Linked DNA regions of Homo sapiens: region 2 is linked to region 1. The links are chromatin contacts, found by Hi-C in ENCODE. All regions are on one chromosome and are shown on one strand. The core of a region is the stretch at or near the end of the contact, and the rest is flanking DNA. Distances in the headings are between cores, read along the strand shown. Region 1 holds the start of ELDR (EGFR long non-coding downstream RNA). Region 2 has its middle 85 kb from the start of EGFR.

Region 1 (3,251 bases), core at 626-3,125:
TCAGTGGACTGGGAGAGGCAGACCCACCCTCAATTGGGTGGGCATCATCTAATCAGCTGCCAGTGCAGGTAGGATAACAGCAGGCAGACAAACGTGGAAGGACTTGACTGGCTGAGTCTTCCCGCCTCCATCTTTCTTCCGAGCTGGATGCTTCCTGCCCTCAAACACTGGACTCCAAGTTCTTCAGCTTTTGGACTCTTGGGCTTACACCAGTAGTTTGCCAGGTGCTCCCGGGCCTTCAGCCACAGACTGAAGACTGCATTGTTGGCTTCCCTACTTTTGAGGTTTGGGGACTCAGACTGGCTTCCTTGTTCCTTAGCTTGCAGACAGCCTATTGTGGGACTTCACCTTGTGATCGTGTGAGTCAATATTCCTTAATAAACTTCCCTTCATATATAGGTCTATCCTATCAGTGCTGTCCCTCTAGAGAACCCTGACTAACATAGAAGAGTTGTGAAAATGACCGTTGGTCTGCCCTCACCCTTTCCCTCTTGTCCTTTAACCGCATGCGCTCAGTGTTACCTTCCGTGGCACCTGCTCACCGTCATCCCGTGGTGACTCGTGTGGGTAACTTCATCAGAGAAGACCCTGCCTGTCACCTCAGGTACAGCCCACGAAGTAAGGTGGCTGCAAGCGCAGATCCTGCACCTGCCCAAGGTGAAACAAATCAGCTCCCGGAGCCTGAGGTGCAAAGGGCAGGAAGCTCCCTGCGCACCCCTGCGGCCCCAGCGCGGCTCTCCCAGTCCCGCTGCCTCCCACTCCGAGCCCCTGCCGTCTGGGACCCGCTCCACCTCCCGCTCCCGGGCCCTCGGGGCATCCTGTCTCCATTCGCAGCCCAGTGCCCTCCACTCCCACGGCCTCGGGTACAGCTTCCACAGGGAAATCACCCACATCTGTGTCTCTCGCCTCGTTCCCAGTCCTGAGGCCGACGCATGGCCACTGAGCACACAGATCCAGCACAGCGTCCCTCGCCTTTCCCGCGCCCCGGGCAGAGGATGAGCACCAGGCCAGCCCTGCAGCTCACGCCGGCAGCCCTGGGCTGGCTCCGCACCCGCGCCTCGGGCTTCCACGGTGGACCCAGGAGACACCCTCTCGCCCAGCCCAGCTTCCCTGCGGGACTGAGAGGGAGAAGGGAGGAGTCGGGGAGCGAAGGCGGAGGCAGAGCTGGGCTGCGGGAGGAGGCGCGACGGCGGCACCGGCGGGATGGAGCAGCGGGATCCCGCGGTGACCGGGCGGATGGAGTGGCCGAGAGCGCCCCCTGCCGGCCAAGGGTCCCCCCTCACACACTCCCGGTGTGGCCGGGAAGGCGGGAGCCGGGTTCCCTGCCGGGAAGGCGGGAGCCGGGTTCCCTGCCGGTGGAGCCGGCGGCTCAGCCGGGCCCCGCACGCACCGGCCCCGCAGGGCCAGGTCCCCGCCTCCAGGCCCACCTTCGGCGCTCGCAAACGTCCGGGTGGCTGCGGCCTGGCCACCATCCAGGCCTCGCCCACCGGCAGTTGCCCGGGTCCACACAGGGACAAGCTCGGTCTCCGCCGCGTCCCGCCTGAGCCTCGCCCGCGCCCAGGGGACTCCACGCTGCACAGGGAGAGGGCCGCTCCGTGTGACAATGCAAGAAGGGCGAGCTCTCTTTTCCACCTGTCTCATCTCAGTGTGAACGGCGCCCTGGAAAACAGAACTGTTCAGGGACTTCTGAGGAGCTCGGCCAACGCTCTTGCCTCCCTACATTTTCCCGAAATCTGCCTTTCAAACAGGCTTCCTCTTGTCACAGACGAACCCATCTCCACGTTAGAGTGCATCGTGGCGTTTCCTATTTTCATAAAAGCCAGCGCCCTGGAATTGTCAGTCTGTTCTTACACTGTGAGTGTAACGGCCCTCTGTTAAATCTCAGCAAACCCTCGCGCGCCAGAGAGGCCAGCCCCAGAGCCCGCGCCCTGGAACGCGGCGGACCGCGGGTGCCCTCTGCGGGTGGCGCGTGGCCTGCGCAGCGATCAGGTCCTCAAGTCCCGAAGCCCCAGTGCCAGCCTCCGAAAAGCTGGCCCGGCAGGAAGGAGCCCAGTTCCTGCCCACTGCCTTCCGACGTCCTGTAAGTGGACCCCGCTTCCCGGGCCTCAGTGGTCTGGTCTGGAATGAAGAGTCTGAGCCAGGTGGTCCCAAGCGCTGCCGGGCTCCCACATTTTCTGACAATGAGGTAATCAGTCACGTGCACTTGCCAAGGTTTGGGCACCAGACTCTTTGACACCTGGTGTAGACTCAGCAAAATCCCATGAGCCACTATGCCCTTCAGATCAATGGACTATCACCTACTTCATTCGGACTTTTCGACCTCAGGTGAGACTGGAGAGAAACCTGGGACAGAGGAGACAGCTGGCTGAGATTCCCGTTCCTGCGTCTGAAGGCTGGAGGGTATGGAGAGTCCCTAGACAGTGGCACTCACGCCTGCTGCGCCCTGTGCTGCAGGTTGTACGCGATATAAAACATGACACTGACTGCCCGTGAGGATCTTGACAAGTTGTTTTGAAGATGGCATTTTGCTAAGTCCCTGAGGGTCACTGGTCCTCAAAGCGGCATGGCGGCATGGCGTGGCTGGTTCTGCCACATGCCAGCTGTGTGACCTCTGAGACTCCACTTCTTCAGTGCTGAAAATAAAGAAGGAGTTTTACTAAGGACCAAACAAGATAATGAATGTGAAACTGCTCCACGAACCCCAAAGAATTATGCACATAGATGCGATCATTAAGATGCGAAGCCATCGAGTTACCACCTGGCATGCTTAAACTGTAAAGAGTGGGTCAAAGTAAACTGAATTGGAAAATCCAAAGTTATGCAGAAAAACAATAAAGAGGTCTTACGTAGCAATACCGAACTTATGTCAGGCACTATTTCTCAAAACACAACTCCACTGAGATGCTCCAAGGAAAGAAAGGATTTTGTGGGCAAAAGCTTGATGCCCCTCTAGGGCACTCACAATGCTCGTCAGCACACAGAGCTACAAATAGTTCAGATTTTGCCACCCAATTTGTTGCCAAAAACATTCAATTTCCAGATCTGCTTTGGATTTCAGAATTGCAGATTCAAAACATTGTAAACCCTGGATTAAAACCCATTAAAAGTTTCCTGTCTGAGTTGCTCCTATGTCTCTCGTCTCTTCAGAAGAATTTATCTTTTTCTTTTTGACAATCATTCTTTCATAAGAATTGGTCTTTCAACCTACTTTTAGTTCACCTAGTTGTTGGAAATTTAGTAGAAAAAATAAC
Region 2 (3,469 bases), core at 55-2,554, 320 kb before region 1:
TTGAAGAAATTCTCCAGGATATTGGCCTGGGCAAAAATTTCTTGAGTAATATCCTACAAGCACAGACAACTAAAGCGAAAATGAACAGATGGGATCACATCAAGTTTAAAAGCTTCTGCACAGCAAAGGAAATGTCAATAAAGTGAAGAGACAACCCACGGAAGGGGAGGAAATATTTGCAAACTACCCATCTGACAAGGAGTTTATAACCAGAATATATAAGGAGCTCAAACAACCCCATAGGGAAAAAATAATAATCTGATTTAAAAATAGGCAAAAGATCTGAACAGATATTCCTTAAAAGAAGACATGTAAATGGAAGCAGGCACATGAAAAGGAGATGAACATCATTGATCAACAGAGAAATGCAAATCAAAACCACAATGAGATATCATCTCACTCCAGTTAAAATGGCTTTAATCCAAAAGATGGGCAATAACAAATGCTCATGAGGATGTGGAAAAAGGGAATCCTCATACACTGTTGATGAGAATGTAAATTATTACAGTCACTGTGGAGAACAGTTTGGAGGTTCCTCAAAATACTCAAAATAGAGCCACCATATAACCCAGCAATCTCACTGCTTGGTATATACCCAAAAGAAAGGAAATCAGTGTATGGAAGAGATATCTGCACTTCCGTGTTCATTGCAGCACTGTTCACAATAGCTGAGATTTGAAAGCAACCTAAGTGTCCATCAACAGACAAATGGATAAAGAAAATATGGTACATATACGCAATGGGGTACTATGCAGACATAAAAAGAATGAGATCTTGTCATTTACAACGGCATAGGTGGAACTGGAGGTCATTATGTTAGGTGAAATAAGTCAGACTTGGAAAGTCAAATTTCGCATGTTCTCATTTATTTGTGGGTGCTAAATATCAAAGCAATTGAACTCATGCAGATAGAGAGTAGAAGGATGATTACCAGAGGCTAGGAAGGGTAGTGGGGGGGTGAAGGAGGGAAGTGAGGATGGTTAATAGGTACAAAACATACATATACATACATACATACATACATACATACATACATACATACATACATACATATATATATAATTAGAATGAATAAGACAGAATTTGATAGCTCAACAGGGTGACTATAGTCAATAATACTTTAATTGTACATTAAAAATTAACTTAGGTCAGCGCGAGGGAGCCCGGGTGGCCGCCATTACTGAGCCTGGCGCTGCGGCTGGCGCTGGGAGAGCGGGGAGGGACGGGGCCGCAGCTGGTGGCAGAGAGGGAGGGAGGGTGGGTGAGCAGGCTGCGGGGGCCGTGGGGCTCAGGGTTTCCGGGCGTGTGTGTCGGGGAGGGCGGAGGGAGGTGCCTGAAGGGACGCGCCGCTCGGTGAGCGCGCCGGGGGAGAGGCGAGCAGAGAGTGGAGGAGGAGGCGGCGGCGGGAGCGCTACCCAGGAATGTTGCTGCCGCAGCCACAGCCAGGGCCGCTGTGGTTGAGGAGGAGACAGAGGAGACCGACGTTGTTAGGAAAATGATCTCTATGATCTTGAAGATGTTTCTGCACAGAAATGAGGGAAATACAAAGAACCAAATACAGTTCTGAAACTTGGGATCTGTATTTTCAGATGATTTTATTTTCAGAATGAGAAGCATATCTGGTTTCATATCTACATTTATGAATGTAGAGGCATGAGAAGAGAGTTATGATGGCAAAAAACAAAGAGCCTTGTCCCCCATCCTATACTATCAGTGTAGTTGGACTCTCTGGGACTGAAAAAGACAAAGGTAACTGTGGAGTTGGAAAGTCTTGTTTGTGCAATAGATTTGCACGCTCAAAAGCAGATAAATATTATCCAGAGCATACTTCTGTGCTTAGCACCATTGACTTTGGAGGACGAGTCGTAAACAGTGATCACTTTTTGTACTACTGGGGTGACATAACACAAAATGGTGAAGTTGGAGTAGAATGCAAAATTCATGTCATTTAACAGTTCATTGATGACCAGACATTCTTGCCTCATCGGAGTATGAATTTGCAACCATATATAAAACGTGCAGCTGCATCTAGATTGCAGTCAGCAGAAAAACTAATGTACATTTGCACTGATCAACTAGGCTTAGAACAAGACTTTGAACAGAAGCAAATGCCTGAAGGGAAGCTCAATGTAGATGGATTTTTATTATGCATTGATGTAAGTCAGGGATGCAATAGGAAATTTGATGATCAACTTAAATTTGTGAATAACCTTTTTGTCCAGTTATCAAAATCAAAAATACCTGTAATAATAGCGGCAACTAAATGTGATGAATGCGTGGATCATTATCTTAGAGAAGTTCAGGCATTTGCTTCAAACAAAAAGAAGCTTCTTGTAGTGGAAACATCAGCAGGATTTAATGTCAACATTGAAACGTGTTTCACTGCACTGGTACAAATGTTGGATAAAACTCGTAGCAAGCCTAAAATTATTCCCTATTTGGATGCTTATAAAACACAGAGACAACTTGTCACAGCAACAGATAAGTTTGAAAACTTGTGCAGACCGTGAGAGATTATCATGCAACTTGGAAAACTGTTAGTAATAAATTTAAAAAATCATCCTGATTATGAAGAATACATCAACTTAGAGGGAACAAGAAAGGCCAGAAATACATTCTCAAAACATATACAACAACTTAAACAGGAACCTATAAGAAAAAGGAGAGAAGAGTATATAAATACTTTACCAAGAAGAGTTTTTAACACTCTTGCCAAGTCTAGAAGAGATTGAACATTTGAATTGGTCAGAAGCTTTGAAGTTAATGGAAAAGAGAATAGATTTCCAGTTATGTTTTGTGGTGCTAGAAAAAACACCTTGGGATGAAACTGACCATATAGACAAAATTAATGACAGGCAGATTCCATTTGACCTCCTGAGCACTTTAGAAGCTGAAAAAGTCTGTCAGAACCATGTACAACATCCAATATCCGAGAAGAGGAGGGTAGAAATGAAGGAAAAATTCAAAAAGACTTTGGAAAAAATTCAAGTCATTTCACCTGGACAGCCATGGGAGGAAGTTATGTGCTTTGTTATGGAGGATGAAGCCTTCAAGTATATCACTGAGGCTGATAGCAAAGAGGCATATGGTAGGCATCAGTGATAAATAGTTGAAAATCCAAAGAAAAGTTTCAAGAAATGCTTTTTGAGCATTCTGAACTTTTTTATGATTTAGATCTTAATGCAACACCTAGTTCAGATAAAATGAGTGAAATTCATACAGTTCTGAGTGAAGAACCTAGATATAAAGCTTTACAGAAACTTGCACCTGATAGGGACTCTCTTCTACTTAAGCATATAGGATTTGTTTATCATCCCACTAAAGAAACGTGTCTTAGTGACCAAAATTGTACAGACATTAAAGTGGAGCAGTTACTTGCTAGCAGTCTTTTACAGTTGGATCACGGCTGCTTAAGATTATATCACGATAGTACCAATATAGATAAAATTAACCTTTTTATTTTAGGGAA

Evidence for each region. Hi-C counts contacts between places; a loop is a spot of excess contacts on that map. Pooled maps may share reads with other maps.
Region 2: a loop to region 1 is called in a map of dorsolateral prefrontal cortex, with 3 times the contacts of the local background. The contact joins the enhancer-like site here to the promoter of ELDR in region 1. A Hi-C loop is called at or near these places in 4 of 168 maps with a recorded cell type or tissue (ascending aorta, chondrocyte, dorsolateral prefrontal cortex and 1 more), 1 of 37 single-sample maps with no recorded cell type and 10 of 50 pooled maps.

The regions. Positions count from the first base shown.
Region 1 is chr7:55,253,760-55,257,010 of GRCh38, forward strand. ELDR (EGFR long non-coding downstream RNA) reads right to left here and starts at 1,876. Exons shown (of 4, transcript NR_110426.1): 1 at 1,772-1,876; 2 at 1,428-1,659. RefSeq lists silencers at 993-1,552, 1,863-1,912.
Region 2 is chr7:54,932,032-54,935,500 of GRCh38, forward strand. It overlaps the pseudogene LOC643168. Among named protein-coding and RNA genes, the nearest start is that of EGFR, 85 kb to the right of the region's middle. Within about 2 kb of position 1,305, at least 23 of the 41 ENCODE cell types and tissues checked have a DNase peak (open chromatin) inside an H3K27ac peak, as active enhancers do; they include ascending aorta and dorsolateral prefrontal cortex, where a contact is called at or near this core.